Linked DNA regions of Homo sapiens: all the other regions are linked to region 2. The links are chromatin contacts, found by Hi-C or POLR2A ChIA-PET in ENCODE. All regions are on one chromosome and are shown on one strand. Each heading gives the region's core, a stretch centred on a gene start or an enhancer-like site at or near the end of the contact. The rest is flanking DNA. Distances are from core to core; before and after follow the strand shown. Region 1 overlaps SH3RF3 (SH3 domain containing ring finger 3). Region 2 overlaps SH3RF3 (SH3 domain containing ring finger 3). Region 3 overlaps SH3RF3 (SH3 domain containing ring finger 3).

What was found. A loop is a pair of places that touch in the nucleus more often than their neighbours do. ChIA-PET counts read pairs that join two places held with the same protein, here RNA polymerase II (POLR2A). Pooled maps may share reads with other maps.
Region 1: a loop to region 2 is called in a map of heart left ventricle, with 5 times the contacts of the local background. The contact joins two enhancer-like sites. A Hi-C loop is called at or near these places in 3 of 168 maps with a recorded cell type or tissue (Right ventricle myocardium inferior, astrocyte of the cerebellum and heart left ventricle) and 1 of 50 pooled maps. POLR2A ChIA-PET finds 5 or more read pairs at or near these places in 4 of 52 experiments (AG04450, H1, IMR-90 and 1 more).
Region 3: a loop to region 2 is called in a map of heart right ventricle, with 1.9 times the contacts of the local background. The contact joins two enhancer-like sites. A Hi-C loop is called at or near these places in 12 of 168 maps with a recorded cell type or tissue (DLD1, Right ventricle myocardium inferior, ascending aorta and 6 more) and 6 of 50 pooled maps. POLR2A ChIA-PET finds 5 or more read pairs at or near these places in 4 of 52 experiments (MCF 10A, PC-9, Panc1 and 1 more).

The regions. Positions count from the first base shown.
Region 1 is chr2:109,244,707-109,248,994 of GRCh38, forward strand. All of the region lies in intron 1 of SH3RF3 (SH3 domain containing ring finger 3), which reads left to right. It also overlaps a transcript of RANBP2 not described here. Among named protein-coding and RNA genes, the nearest start is that of MIR4266, 67 kb to the right of the region's middle. Within about 2 kb of position 2,950, at least 3 of the 41 ENCODE cell types and tissues checked have a DNase peak (open chromatin) inside an H3K27ac peak, as active enhancers do.
Region 2 is chr2:109,282,680-109,286,861 of GRCh38, forward strand. All of the region lies in intron 1 of SH3RF3 (SH3 domain containing ring finger 3), which reads left to right. It also overlaps a transcript of RANBP2 not described here. Among named protein-coding and RNA genes, the nearest start is that of MIR4266, 29 kb to the right of the region's middle. Within about 2 kb of position 2,401, at least 4 of the 41 ENCODE cell types and tissues checked have a DNase peak (open chromatin) inside an H3K27ac peak, as active enhancers do; they include heart right ventricle, where a contact is called at or near this core.
Region 3 is chr2:109,319,563-109,323,566 of GRCh38, forward strand. All of the region lies in intron 1 of SH3RF3 (SH3 domain containing ring finger 3), which reads left to right. It also overlaps a transcript of RANBP2 not described here. Among named protein-coding and RNA genes, the nearest start is that of MIR4266, 7.9 kb to the left of the region's middle. Within about 2 kb of position 2,734, at least 18 of the 41 ENCODE cell types and tissues checked have a DNase peak (open chromatin) inside an H3K27ac peak, as active enhancers do; they include heart right ventricle, where a contact is called at or near this core.

The DNA of each region.
Region 1 (4,288 bases), core at 1,700-4,199, 37 kb before region 2:
TCACAGCCTCTAGAGACAGGAGTCAAAGTCACTCAGAACCTCAATGCCCGGGCCCTTGAGGCAGCCTGTGGCCCAGGGCAGGTGCCCCTCCTGCTGCTGGCCTTGGAGGGGTGGCCTGAGAACAGGGGAGGTTTTACACACCTTTCCCACTGCAGCCTGTGCCATCGTCATATTCTGCAGGGTGTGGACACAAGTTAGAAGCAAGACAAAGTTGGCTGGCCCTGAGCTTGCCCTTGGGTTTGAGACTTGATCAGGTGCCAGTATCTCTATGGAGAACTGTGAGTACAGTTCTTGCTGTCTTTGTTGTTGGATGGCGTCCCCTTTAAGTGTTTAGTCCTGTTGTCTGGGCAGCCTTGTGCTGAGGGACCCATTGCTGAGCAGAGTGTGCCCAGTTCTCAGCAGATAGAATGAGAGCCCCTCCACCATCTCACGGGAAGCTCCCCTGCTGGAGCCCACTTGGGTTCTTGCCATGTGGCTTCTGTGCTCCTGGTGAATGTATAGCTCCTGTCTCTCTAGGGTCATCTTACTGGCTGCTCTGAGGTTTTCAGACCACAGAGACAGGAGTAGAGCTGTCTGCTGCCATGGTCAAGGTGAGGCCCATGCCTGTGGTCATTCCCTCTGTCCCCAACTTGGGGACAGTGTCAACCTCTGCTGTAACTGGAATTCCCTCTTGGTGCTTTCATGTAATTTTTGTTTCTTTGTGGTTTTTGTCTGGATATTCAGACCCTCAGAGTCTGGCAAAATAATTTGCACATTAGTGCTTCCTATGTGAGTTGATTATTTTCCTTTCTAAGAGTCAACTAGAAATAAAAAGTAAATTAAGTTTTTATTTTTATTGGACAAACTGCACCTCTAGCCTGACATGTTATTATAGGAACTTGGGCTTTGAGGAGACAAATTTAAGTCTATATATAAAATAACTTTACGAGTTTTCATATTTGCTTCTTATCCCTTGAACTGAGACCATATTTGTTAAGATTTCTCTCTGAAATTGGCCACAATAAATATCTTAACAAATTCAGGAAATTCATTCTAAGTCATCATTTTTGCTATAATTCCTGGACCTTCAGATTTTCTGGTTAAAGTTGCCTCAGGGGGACCCTCAGATCTTTATGGAGTTTGTAAATCCATCATGAGAGATTGAATCTAGAGTACTTAACACTTGAAATCTAGAGTACTTAACACAATCCCGGGCATCATTTACTGGTCTCAGGAAATCCTTTGAGGGAACAAAAAAAAATTACTGCTATAATGAAAGTCTCTAAGCTGGCTTATTCACAAAAAACCAGTGTGGTGAAACAAAAAAAGAGCATGGATTTTTGAAATCAAGACACCTGGATTCATACTTCAATTTTACACCTAGGACTGTGATAACATTGGGCAAGTTACTTAGCTTCTGTTTCTTCATTTGTGAAGTGGGAGGATACCTGCTTTGCAGGGTGGTTGTGAGGTTGACAGAGGCTGCCTTAGGCTTTTCAAGCTGCTGTAACAAAATACCGTAAACGCAGTGGTTTAAAAGCGGCAGCAATTTATTTCCCACAGTTCTAGACGCTGGTCGTCCAAGATCAAGGCACTGGCAGATTCGATGTCTGGTAAAGACTGGCCTCCAGGTTCACAGACGGTGCCTTCTCACTGTGTCCTCCCATGGTAGAGGGGGCAAGGCAACTCTCCGAGGCCTCTTTAGTAAGACACTAATCCCATTCATGAGGGCTCCACCCTCACGATCCGGTCACCTCCCCAAAGGCCTCAGCTCCTAATAGCATTACCTTGGAGGTTAGGATTTAACATATGACTTTTAGGATGACACATACATTCAGTCCATTGCATACTCCAAGGAATATCATGCCTAACAGGATGGCTGGAGAGTGTAGATGTTTCACCACTGTAGTACCCTCCAGCCTTCCTTTCCACACACAGCCAGTGTATCTCCCTGCACGTGTCTTATTTGACCTGTGGACTTAACGTGCCTGGTGGAATTGCCCTGGCTCGTCCTAAGGCTGGATGTCTCTGCTCAGATGGACTGGGAGGCAGTGGGGATGCCGGGGTGGAGATGATACCTGAGCCTGGAGAGCCTCGCTTGCTCTGAGTTGAACTGCAGTCGGATGCCCTAGCTCATCCACGTGCTTCTGTTGTGACAGCGATGCTGGGGGTGTCTTCCTTCCATTCGGTGGCACAGGTTTGATGCTAGGACCCCTCTGACTCAGGGCTCCAGGCCAATGCTGCAGCTCAGCCTTGAGGAGGCGTTCCCAGAGCATGAGGAGGACTCATGGTGGAGGATGCTGGTTAGTCTCTTTCTGGTCGGACCCTCACTTTTTGAGATGATGTGACATCTTTCCTGTAGTCACAACTACATTCAACTCTAAAACCATTTTAATTTTTCATTTTCCCCTGTTTGGGGAATTGTAATCCCATGGGTGTATGGATATTATCCAGAGACATGAAACATGGAGTTTGGGTTTGCAGAGGACAAGGAAGCTATGAGATAAGGGAGAACAGAATGAAGTCACACCCCACACAGATGCCCACAGATTATGTGCTGCAGTGAGTCCTTAATGTCCTGGAATCGGTGACACACCAAGGATGGCTTTCAAGAGCTTTCTTGAGCCCTTTATCCAAATCTCTGCAGCCCCTCCCTGAACTTCGTTAGTTTCTAGATCAGTTTACTTCCTAAGTAACCTAGCACACTTGTGTAAGACCAGCTGAGCTTCCCAGATGATCCCTGAACGTCACGGCTCCTGACCGTTCCTCTGAGGACACTTCCTGGAAGTTTTTGTGCAAAACCATTATTCTTCCCACCTTAAGGCAGGCATGGGTGGTCACGTGTCAGTCCAGCCTGCTGTGCTCTTCCTGTGCAGAAACTCTTGCCTGGTTACACTTGGCGACTTCTCTTTGTAAACAAAGGTGTGAGTGTCCTTAACACCTCACAGTTGACGGACTGGCTGCGTTAGCTCTTCCTTTGTTAGTTTCTGATTGCCAGTGAAGGAGAACATCTTCTATATGTTTTTCCCTGTATCAGTTAGGATTTGCTGTATAACAGAAACCCAAAACTTAGAGGCTTAAAATAATACCTTTTTATTTAACTCACTGTTGTGTGTGTTGGCTGGGGTTACTGGGGCAGCAAGGATGGCCTGGGTTCCTCTCCACATGGTCTCTTATATCCCCCAAAGGCTAGCCTGGGCGTCTTCATGTGGTGGACTGAAGGTCCCAGTAAGCAACAAGAAAAGGCAGACTCCAACGTGCAAGCGCTTTTTAAACCTCCATCTGCATCATAATTGTTGTTGTCTCATTAGCCAAAGGAAGTCACAGGGCTGCCAAATCTAGAGGCAACCTTGGATGGAATATTCCAAGGGCCTGGATCCAGGGAACATGAATCAATTGGAGGCTGTTACTCTACAATCCACCACAAAGTCCACTGCCTGTTTTCTTTTGATTGTTGATCTTTTATATTAGGAGGAGTTTTTAAAATATATTCTGGATATTAATTCTTTCATTGCTATATATGTTGATTCAGATGAATAGGAGTTCTTACTTTTAATAAACAAGGTCACTTCTCTCAATCTTTTTCTTTTCTGATGTGCTCATTTTGGCTATTGTTTTAAAAATCTTCCCCACCCTTGAAGCCATACAGATATTCTTCTTATTGTTTCCTGAAAGTTTTATGGTTTTGCCTCTCATGATTATGTGTTATCGCTCTCATTTTTTTCCTTTTGGTAGGATAATTAAGAAGTGTTTTTATTAGGTAAGCTCCATTTTCTCACTGCATCAAAGTCATTTATGCAGGCCTGCTCTGCAAGTGGCATTTTCCAAGTGGAATTAAATGGATGTTACTACCCTGTAGTTAATTCCAGTCTAAGACAATTGCAATGCAGACAGAAACCTTGAGACATTAATTGACCAAACATGTATATTAAATAGGTTTGAATATTCAAGTGCAAGCAAATAATTAGTACACTTGGTGAGTGAAGAGAAAAATGAAGTACTGCATTTCTTTCCTTTCCTTCTTTCCTTGCCTCCTTCTTTTCTTTCTTCCTTTCCTTCTTTCCTTCCTTCTCTCTCTCTCTCTTTCTCTTCTTTCTGTCTTTCTCTTTCTGTCTCTCTTTCTCTTTCGTTTTCTCTCTTTCTCTCTTTTCTCCTTTTCGTTTTCCTTTTTCCTTTCCTTTTTCCTTTCCTTTCCTGTCCTTTCCTGTCCTGTCCTGTCCTGTCCTGTCCTGTCCTGTCCTGTCCTGTCTTGCTCTGTCACCCAGGCTGGGATGCAGCCTCCAACTCCTGGGCCTAAGTGATCCTCCCA
Region 2 (4,182 bases), core at 1,151-3,650:
GTGGGTCTGGCTGGTCATTTTCTTGCACTTACCAGCTTTATGGCTTTGTTTCATAGTTTAGTCCTCAGAACGGCCAAAGGAGAAAGCTGCAGAAGAGCTCACCAGGAGGTAGACCATGTCTGTGTCCTCCAGGGCTGGCAGGCAGGAGGAGGTGGAGGGGTAATGGTCCTCCTGTGAGGAGAGGAGCTATGGATGGGGAGTCTGATGGCCCCTGTAGACTCAGGTGACAGTGAGAAGGAGAAACTCAGTGTACCAATGGTGGCATTGGGGCTGGCTTGTTACTCTCCCTGGGTCCTACTCCCTCACGTGGAGGAAGGGGTGACTGCTTGGCATGGGTTGGCAAGGACTGTGTGAACTGTGTATGCAGACAGAAGGTAAGTCCAGGCTTGGCCAGGGCCAGAGTCATGGGCAGCAGCGGTGATGATGGCAGATGATCAATCCTGAAAGGTAATAAAAATGCCCAGGGTACAGCCCAGAAATGCCTGTGATAGTCCCAGAGGTGCCTGGAGCATGCCTCTGTTCGCTCCCTCCAGGCCCCAGCCTGGCAGTCTCCCGCTCTGGGTGCTTGGGCCATGGCCACAGCCTTCCCCCTACTTAAGGCCTCTGTTCCCACTCCCCACTTGTGGGCCTGCTGGACACCTGCTCCCCTGCTCCTTCCTTGCCACCCCATTGCCAGCCTCTGCCAGGCCTCACCTCACTGCGTTGAAATTGAGTGTTTTGGTGGCCAGTATTGAGCTCACAGAGGGAGTGGAGCTTTGCTCCCCTGTGGAGGAGCACTCAGAAATGCTGGTGACCACAGAGACCCCTGGTGTTGTCCACAAAGGTCTCCAGAAGAGAGTAGGGGAGGGATGGGCCACCCAGGGCCGAGGTAAGATCCTGGTGAGCAGGATGGGGGCACACTTCAGCCCCTTCCTAAAAGCTGGGGCTGAGGGAGAGCGCTGCAGGGAGCTGTACTGTACTGTGATTCAGTGCACATGGGGACCTGGAAGCAGGGGACAGTAGCCCCCTTTTGTGGTCAGAAAATTTGAGAATTGGGGATGCTAAATCGCTGGCCTGAGCCACAGAGGTGCTACGTGCTGGATTTGGGATTTGAACTTGGCTCTCTGCCTGGCTCCTTGTGTTTGTTCTCTCTGCTCCCTGGGAGGATTTGCCAGTCTTGCTGCTGAGCCACTGGGGATGCTGGGGAGTGAGTATTCTATATGCATCAGCTGGTGAAGCGCTTATCAAATGACCCCCAGATTCCATCTCACTTGGGGAGGCCGTGTTTCCGCCTCCCTCCTGTCCCCACACCTCTGCCCGTGGGTGTTTTTCCAGGAGAGCTTGCCCTGGGTAGGAAAGCCGAGGGGAGGGTGGCATTGGGCTGCCTTCTCACTTGCTGTCACCTCCCTTGTCCTGCCCCCTGGCCTTCCCAGATCCACCGTAATGAAAGACCTTGAACGAACACATCCCTCAGGTACTCAGCCCAGGGTCTTACAGAGGGGCGGTCCCAGGGGAAGGGGGTTGGGGCCTGCAGTTTTCTCAAGTGTGGTGTGACCCTCAGGAATTTCTTTTTGGTGATCTTGTCATTTTGGTGGGTGTTCATTTCCTTGAGCATCTTCACTGTATTAGTAGCCATGAGTATTACTGAAAGGCATTTTTATTCTTAAAGCATTCAGGGACTGATAGCAACCAAAATTATCAGACAAGCTGCAGGAGATGAAATCAATGGAATTTGGCAATTGTGGGGCAGGACCTTATTCCCAAAGGTGGCTGGTCTAGGGCGTGTGGACTGGGAGGCAGGCATGCAGAAGGGGACACACCCCTCCCATCACTCTCCTCTCGTCCAGCCTTGGAAGCCACTGGAGTCACATCTGCTGCAGGAAACCCTGTGTTTGAATTATGTGTGGAGCAGTCACAGGGTGGTTTTGGCTGGATGAAGGGCATAGAGTGGCATCTAGAAGTGCATGGGAGACCATTGCCAATGTCATGGGTTAGACCATGTTTTTGAGGCTTTAGTGATTTTTTTGAGACCCTTCCCAGTCTAGGCCAGGCAGATCATCTTCTGTGCACACCTCTGCAGGTGAAGTCCCCGCATGGCTAAGCACATGTGTGTGGAGTGTGTGTGCTTAAGGATGTGTGGCCTCGTGTCAGATGACATGTGTGTGGGGTGTGTGTGTTTAAGGATGTGTGGCTTCATGTAGGTTGATGCTCTTGAACGTGCTGACTTTAAAAAATCCACACTGGGCTCGTCTGCTTCCCTGATGACAGAGTTTGGGAAACTAATGAAAGACATTCTGGCCTTGTGCCATCAGAAGTGAAGTCAATGTGGGGAACAGCTGCCTCTGGGAGGACGTTGTCTGTGCGCTGTGCCGCGGGGCCTCTGCTCCATGGCCGGCCACACAGCCCTGTCCTGGAAGAGGCCCAGGCAGCTGTCACCCCTTAGCCCAGTCTGGAAAGAGCCCAGGGTCTGGAGTAGGGGTGACAGTGAGGCTTTCTATGGAAGCTGCTTTAAAGAAGGAACAAATTGAGCCTGGCACTGGCCTTCTGGTTTTGGAGACTGAGTTGCCCTGCCCTGTGCTTGCAGATCCACTCAGTGTGAAGGGCAGGACAGCTTCCCCTTTCCACACCTCCTCATAACCTCCTGGGAAGCTGCTGAAATACAGGTGTTCATGGTGGGGTTAAGCCAGCTTGTGAGTCATTAGCATGCCTTTCCACGGCCAACGCACAAAACTTTTGTCTTAATTAGACTTGAGGCACAAACCGCTGATTCTCCAGTGCAGTGTGCCTGCTGTGCCGTGCGTTTTTGTTAGTGTGTCTGGACGTGGTATTCATATATTAACAGTGCATGCTGGGGCACTTGGACTGCAGGGCAATCGCTTGCCTGGCGGTGGGAGCCCAGAGGCTGAGGTGGTGCGTCATGTTCTGGCCACGGTCAAGCCCCGGAGTGTGTCTGTGCTCTGTGGGGAGCCTAACCTGTCATCTGTGTCAGTCCTCTCTGAGTGTCCTATGGGGAAAAGTTCACTTGGGGCTCATGAAAGCTTGCTTTTGCATCTGTCCCTGAGCCTGGTCCAGTGTGAGCAAGCTGATGCCTTGTGGAACCTGGATCCAGACCTGGCAGGGTGTGAGTCTGTGTGTTAGAGAGCATCCTCCTTCCAGTCCTGGCCTTGTTGGCTTCACTGCCTCTGCGTGGCTCCAAGCCTGACCACTCCCTTCCTCCCATGCCCCCAGCGTGCCTCCTTCTACTGCATTCAGATTTTTGTCCACTCACCCGGTTTTCCTCTTTTCTGCCCTGGGTTCTGAGGGTCCATGGCCTGCAGGACAGTTTGCCTAGGATAAGCCAGGACACATCAGAGGCTGGTGGAAGCCTGATCTGCTGCTTAGAATCAATGGTGTTTCTGACATGGAGAGGTGGACATTCAGGTGCCTATCATTACATGGCAGTAGGAAGGTGCTTGGACCCTGCAGGCCTGGTGCTTTGTACCTGTGGATTTTCCAAGTCACTTTATTCAAGGATTTCATTTCACTTTCAGTTCTTAAAGTAAGGGCCTGGCAAAGGGATAGGCAGCATTCTGTTTCTCTGAGGGAGGTAATGCTCTGCCATCAGCAGATTTCCTTATGATGATGGAAAAGTGTGGTCAAGGGATGTGTTTGACCCTCCTGTAAGAAGAATGAAGGTGTGCTGCCCACGCAGTGGTCACTCCAGGGGGCCCTTGGTTGCAATTCAAAGGCAAGCAGGAACCTGGAGGCCCAGAGGGGCAAAGGGCATGGGGCTCAGGTCCTGTGGTCACTCAGCACATGCTCTCTCAGCTGCACCACAGTCCCGCACAAGGCCATCTATGCTTATCACCTGGGTGCAGAAGACCAAGTCACTAAAACCCCAGAGCCAGGGGTTTGCTCCAGGTGGGCCTGGACTTTCAGCTAAGGCCCCTTCTGGATTGGCACATGGTGAGGGGAGCTTCCACACCCATGATTCTAAATCCCAGGAGCTCTGAAGCAGGAATCTTTTCCCCCTGTTTGGCATAGCTCATCTGCTAGCAAAACCTGCTTTGAGCTACCAGGATTCCCAGTACCTTTGGGAGTGTTGGGTTTCCCTACAGAGATGTGGTGCAGAGTGGACGCTGCCCCATACCTCCCGGGAGGAGTGACATCTCACAGGGCCAGTAGCCATTCTACCTTTCCCAGATCCAAACTTCTCCAACTCTA
Region 3 (4,004 bases), core at 1,484-3,983, 37 kb after region 2:
AACAAGCCCAGTGGGGCTCGTTCCAGAACAGAAAGCCCCACACTCCCCCATCTTCTCTTATCATCCCTGTTGTTTTTAAACATTCCCCTTATCATCTCCTCCTCTCTTTTTAAAGTGTGCGATCTTGAAGAGTGCCGTGCCGGAGCCAAATGGTGTGGGCAGGTGCAGCCTGCCTGCCCCCAGCCTGTCCAGGCCGTGTGTGGCTGTTTCCCTTCACTGCCCAGTCCAATCTGGAGCTTTTTCCAGCCAAACAAAGGCACCTCTGTCCCCTTAGAGGAAAGAGAGCCAGTAGGAGTATCAGCCCATTTGCCCTGCATTTGGGACCTAGAAATCCCCCGGTGGTTACATCTGGGGTCCCTCCTTGCAGGGGCAAGGTGAACGAGCTGCTGTGAGAAGTAAGAGAAGTCAGAGTGGGTGATGGAGAGTGGGGGGTGCTATTCTGGAGGTTCCCAGCTGGAGCTGTTTCCATTCTAGGTCTTCACGGAGCTACTTCCTCGAAGCTGGGGGTGGCCTCTTATGGTCCCTTCCTTAGGCCTGGAACCAAGTCCTACTAGTGCTCCTGTAAAGCCTGTAGAAGCAACACAACTCTTCTCTCACCCCAGTTCTCATGGCCGTCACAGCCCTCGGCTTGCCTCTGCTCGGCTCATTGACTCTAATTCCATTTTTGAGGGCTGCTTTCCGGGCAGAGGAGGGCGGTGGGAATGAGAGCAGAGGTTTCCTTCCTGTTCTCTGCACAGCAGCCAGTGGCCACCTGGACTAGAGAGGGAGGTACAGGCCCTCACCCTTTCCCAAGCCCACCTGAGCAGCAGGTACAACGTTTGATCTCACCACAGTGAGTGCAAAACCATCCTTCCTGCTGGAACCACCGCAGGCGCCCATCCTCGGCAGTGAGCCACAACTTCCTCCTCACGTCTTCTTAACCAAGGCCAGTTATACCCTTTCATGCTCAAAGGGAGGCTGTCCTACCTGCTGGATACATGTTTGTTATCTGGGAGAAGTTTAGGCCTCTCCCCACCTAATCAGAATGTCTAAACCCTCTGCTTACTAGGTCACCAAAATCAGTGCTGGATTCCAGCTCTATAACACCCAATATGCACAACTGTTGTTCTTGTAAAATTACTGGCATTCCTCTTCTGTAAAGATATCAGCCCCGCAGATGAACAGACAAGTAAACAACGTCAGGCAGATGAACTTTCTGCTGGGAGAAAATAAAACTCGAGGCACATTGCTTTGCTTGCTGTACATGGACAGGCAGAGTGGTCAGATGGAATGGCCATGGATTCGGGCACCAGACCAAGATTCAAATCCCTGCCCTACGATACTCATCACCTGGGTTAACCTTCTGAACCACAAACACTTCATCTGTAAAGTGATGGTAATATTGCCATCTTGCAGGGTTTTAGGATATGGATTAGATTGTATGTAAGGCATCTACATACCTACATAGATTGTTCCATGGGAGCTCAAAAATGGCTGCTCTTACTGATAACTTATAGACATGTAAGTAATGATTACTACTGATAATGATTAGTGATAAGTAGTATTCATGGAAGAAAGACTCACGGACACACAAGACGCCATGTGCATGGATGCACCTCTCAAACGCTTCTTTGCAGCTCTTCACATTCTTTGAGGTATGCAGTCAGTAATAGAACTCAAACCTTATATCCTCGGATTCACTTTTAATTAGGCTGTTCTCATTAAAACGCCATTCCTTTATTGTCTTGCCACTTAATTTAGTAAATTGGTAGAGCAAATGTGGCATGCAGATTGCCTCTTCCATACCAGAACGTCATCATTCATTGCCAAAGCCTATGTGGATTAGGAGCATTTGAAGTGGAAATTAGTTGAGTTCAGGGCATACAGTTGTTGAATTTTGATTATCAGCTTATAGTATTTTTAAAATTAGATTATGCTTTGTTTCCATTTAACAAAGGAAGATAAATGTTGTGGTTGATGTTTTTATTAAAATAGAAATTTAACAAACATTCTCCAATAACTGGATGGATTACAGGAGATGAGACAATCAATAGAGGATTACATTTTGCAAAGCCAATTTAGGAACCTTGTCTAGATAAAACCCTCTTGTGGCAGAAGGGATCTGGCAAAAATGAATAAATTTGTAATAAGTGTCAACCCTGGCCCCCTGCCGTGCAACTCAAGTATAGACAGATTTTTGGAGGGAAGATCTACTTCCAACTACTGTTATTCTGCTAGAGAGATGTGTTCGCGAGGGATTGGTCACATTTTGACATCAGAGGCTGGCCATGACAATCCCAAGGTTCTGCCAAATTCCAGTGGATTCCCACTGCTTACTTCAAGTCCCAGTGTGGTCAGGACTTCAGGACTTCTCTGAAGGGGAGATGGGGCCCTTTTCTGGAGGATCAGAGCTCTGAAGATGATTGGTCCTCGTTATTCAGTATGAAAGCAAATACCACATTTCAAGAAGTGGATGGCTCTTTTTAAAATAAGTCACCTTGGCAACTGGAAGGCACAGCAAGGAGCGAGAAAGGGTAAGGGAGAGAAGCGGGGAGAGGGAAAGAATGAGGAAAGGGAAAAAGAAGGGTAAGGAGTAAGGGGGAGGAAGAGAGAGACAAGACACGGATACACAGGAGACTCAGCGCCCCTTCAAGCATTCTGGAATCCCCCGAATAATCACCACTCCTTCTCCCTTCTTGCTGGAACTTTGTGTATTTTGCATTTCCTGTTGAAGTCATAAATCCAGATCCTGCTCTGTAAACCCATGGAGTCTGAGGGCAGCCAGGGCCGGCAGAGGCAGAACATTTCAACATGTGCCGAAATGTTCCCACAGGCAGACTAGGCAGTTGGGGTGGCAGGAATCCAGGAGCCTGAACTAGGAGGCGGGTGAGTTGTCTTTGCCTGAGAGTTGAGCTTAAATCAGCCAATAAAATTGTCCATCTTAAGGAAGCTGAAATTTCTAAATAAGCCTATAAATAATTTCACAAATAGGGCCTGTGCTGTGTAATAGTGTGCACTGATTTTGAGAGTTACTGCAAGAATAAATTTGCTGAATGAATAAATCTGCAGTAGTCGCCAGTCAAATGTCAAAGGCTGGTCTCCAGCAGAAATAACCTTTTAAAAAGGACTCATTAGCTGAGCACACAGGGCACCCACATAAGTGATTTCTAATTCATTAAGAGGTAGATGATCAGCTCATATTTTGCTTTTCCAGCAAATAAGGATTCAAATAAGAACCCTTCTCCAACTCAGAAATCAGGCTTCTGGTGCCTGCAAATCTCCCCACATCAGGATATGGGCAGACAGCTTTATTGCTATCAATTAAAGTTCCATGCACAAACCTTGTAATGTTAAGATGAGGCCAAGAGGTGGCTTTTCCCTGGCTAGATTGGAATTTAGTGAGAGTGGGCAGGCAATATAAAGAGGCCAAATCTGACTGTGGGCAAGGCTGCTGAGCTGTGTTGCAGAGGGATTTTCTTATACCCCTAGGTGGTCTCGTTGAAATGTTTTATCAGAGACAGGAGGGAGCTTGCAGACTTTGTGGGGCTTCTGCTTTTGCCACTGTGCCCGGGCTCCCAGCATATGCTCCAGAGAGAGGCCTCGGCTTCCAGAGACAATGCAATGGGTGGGAAGGGGAGGTGTGTATTTCTAGAGTGGGAAGGAGGGCCGGGGGCCATCAGGACCCTCTGGCTCATCAGGTCTTGGGCTGGGAGTCATTGGGTGTATAGCAGGCACTGACTGGCACAGGGGCAAGTGTCTATGAAGCAGGTGACACAGAGGAAGACAAACTGAAGAAGATACCTGTATGACTCCAGCTATAGGATCCACATATTCACCACAATGGGCATTTGTGTAAATGAAGAATCACAAACACACATATGCACATACTATCCCAAAGAATATTCAGTGAGATTTAGAAAAACAACCAACCCAAGTGCATTCTCTGTTAGTGATTGGTAGCATGCTGTCCCTCTCCAGGAAGAATATTGTAGGTAGTGGTAGATGGGGCATAAGTCTGAGCCCCC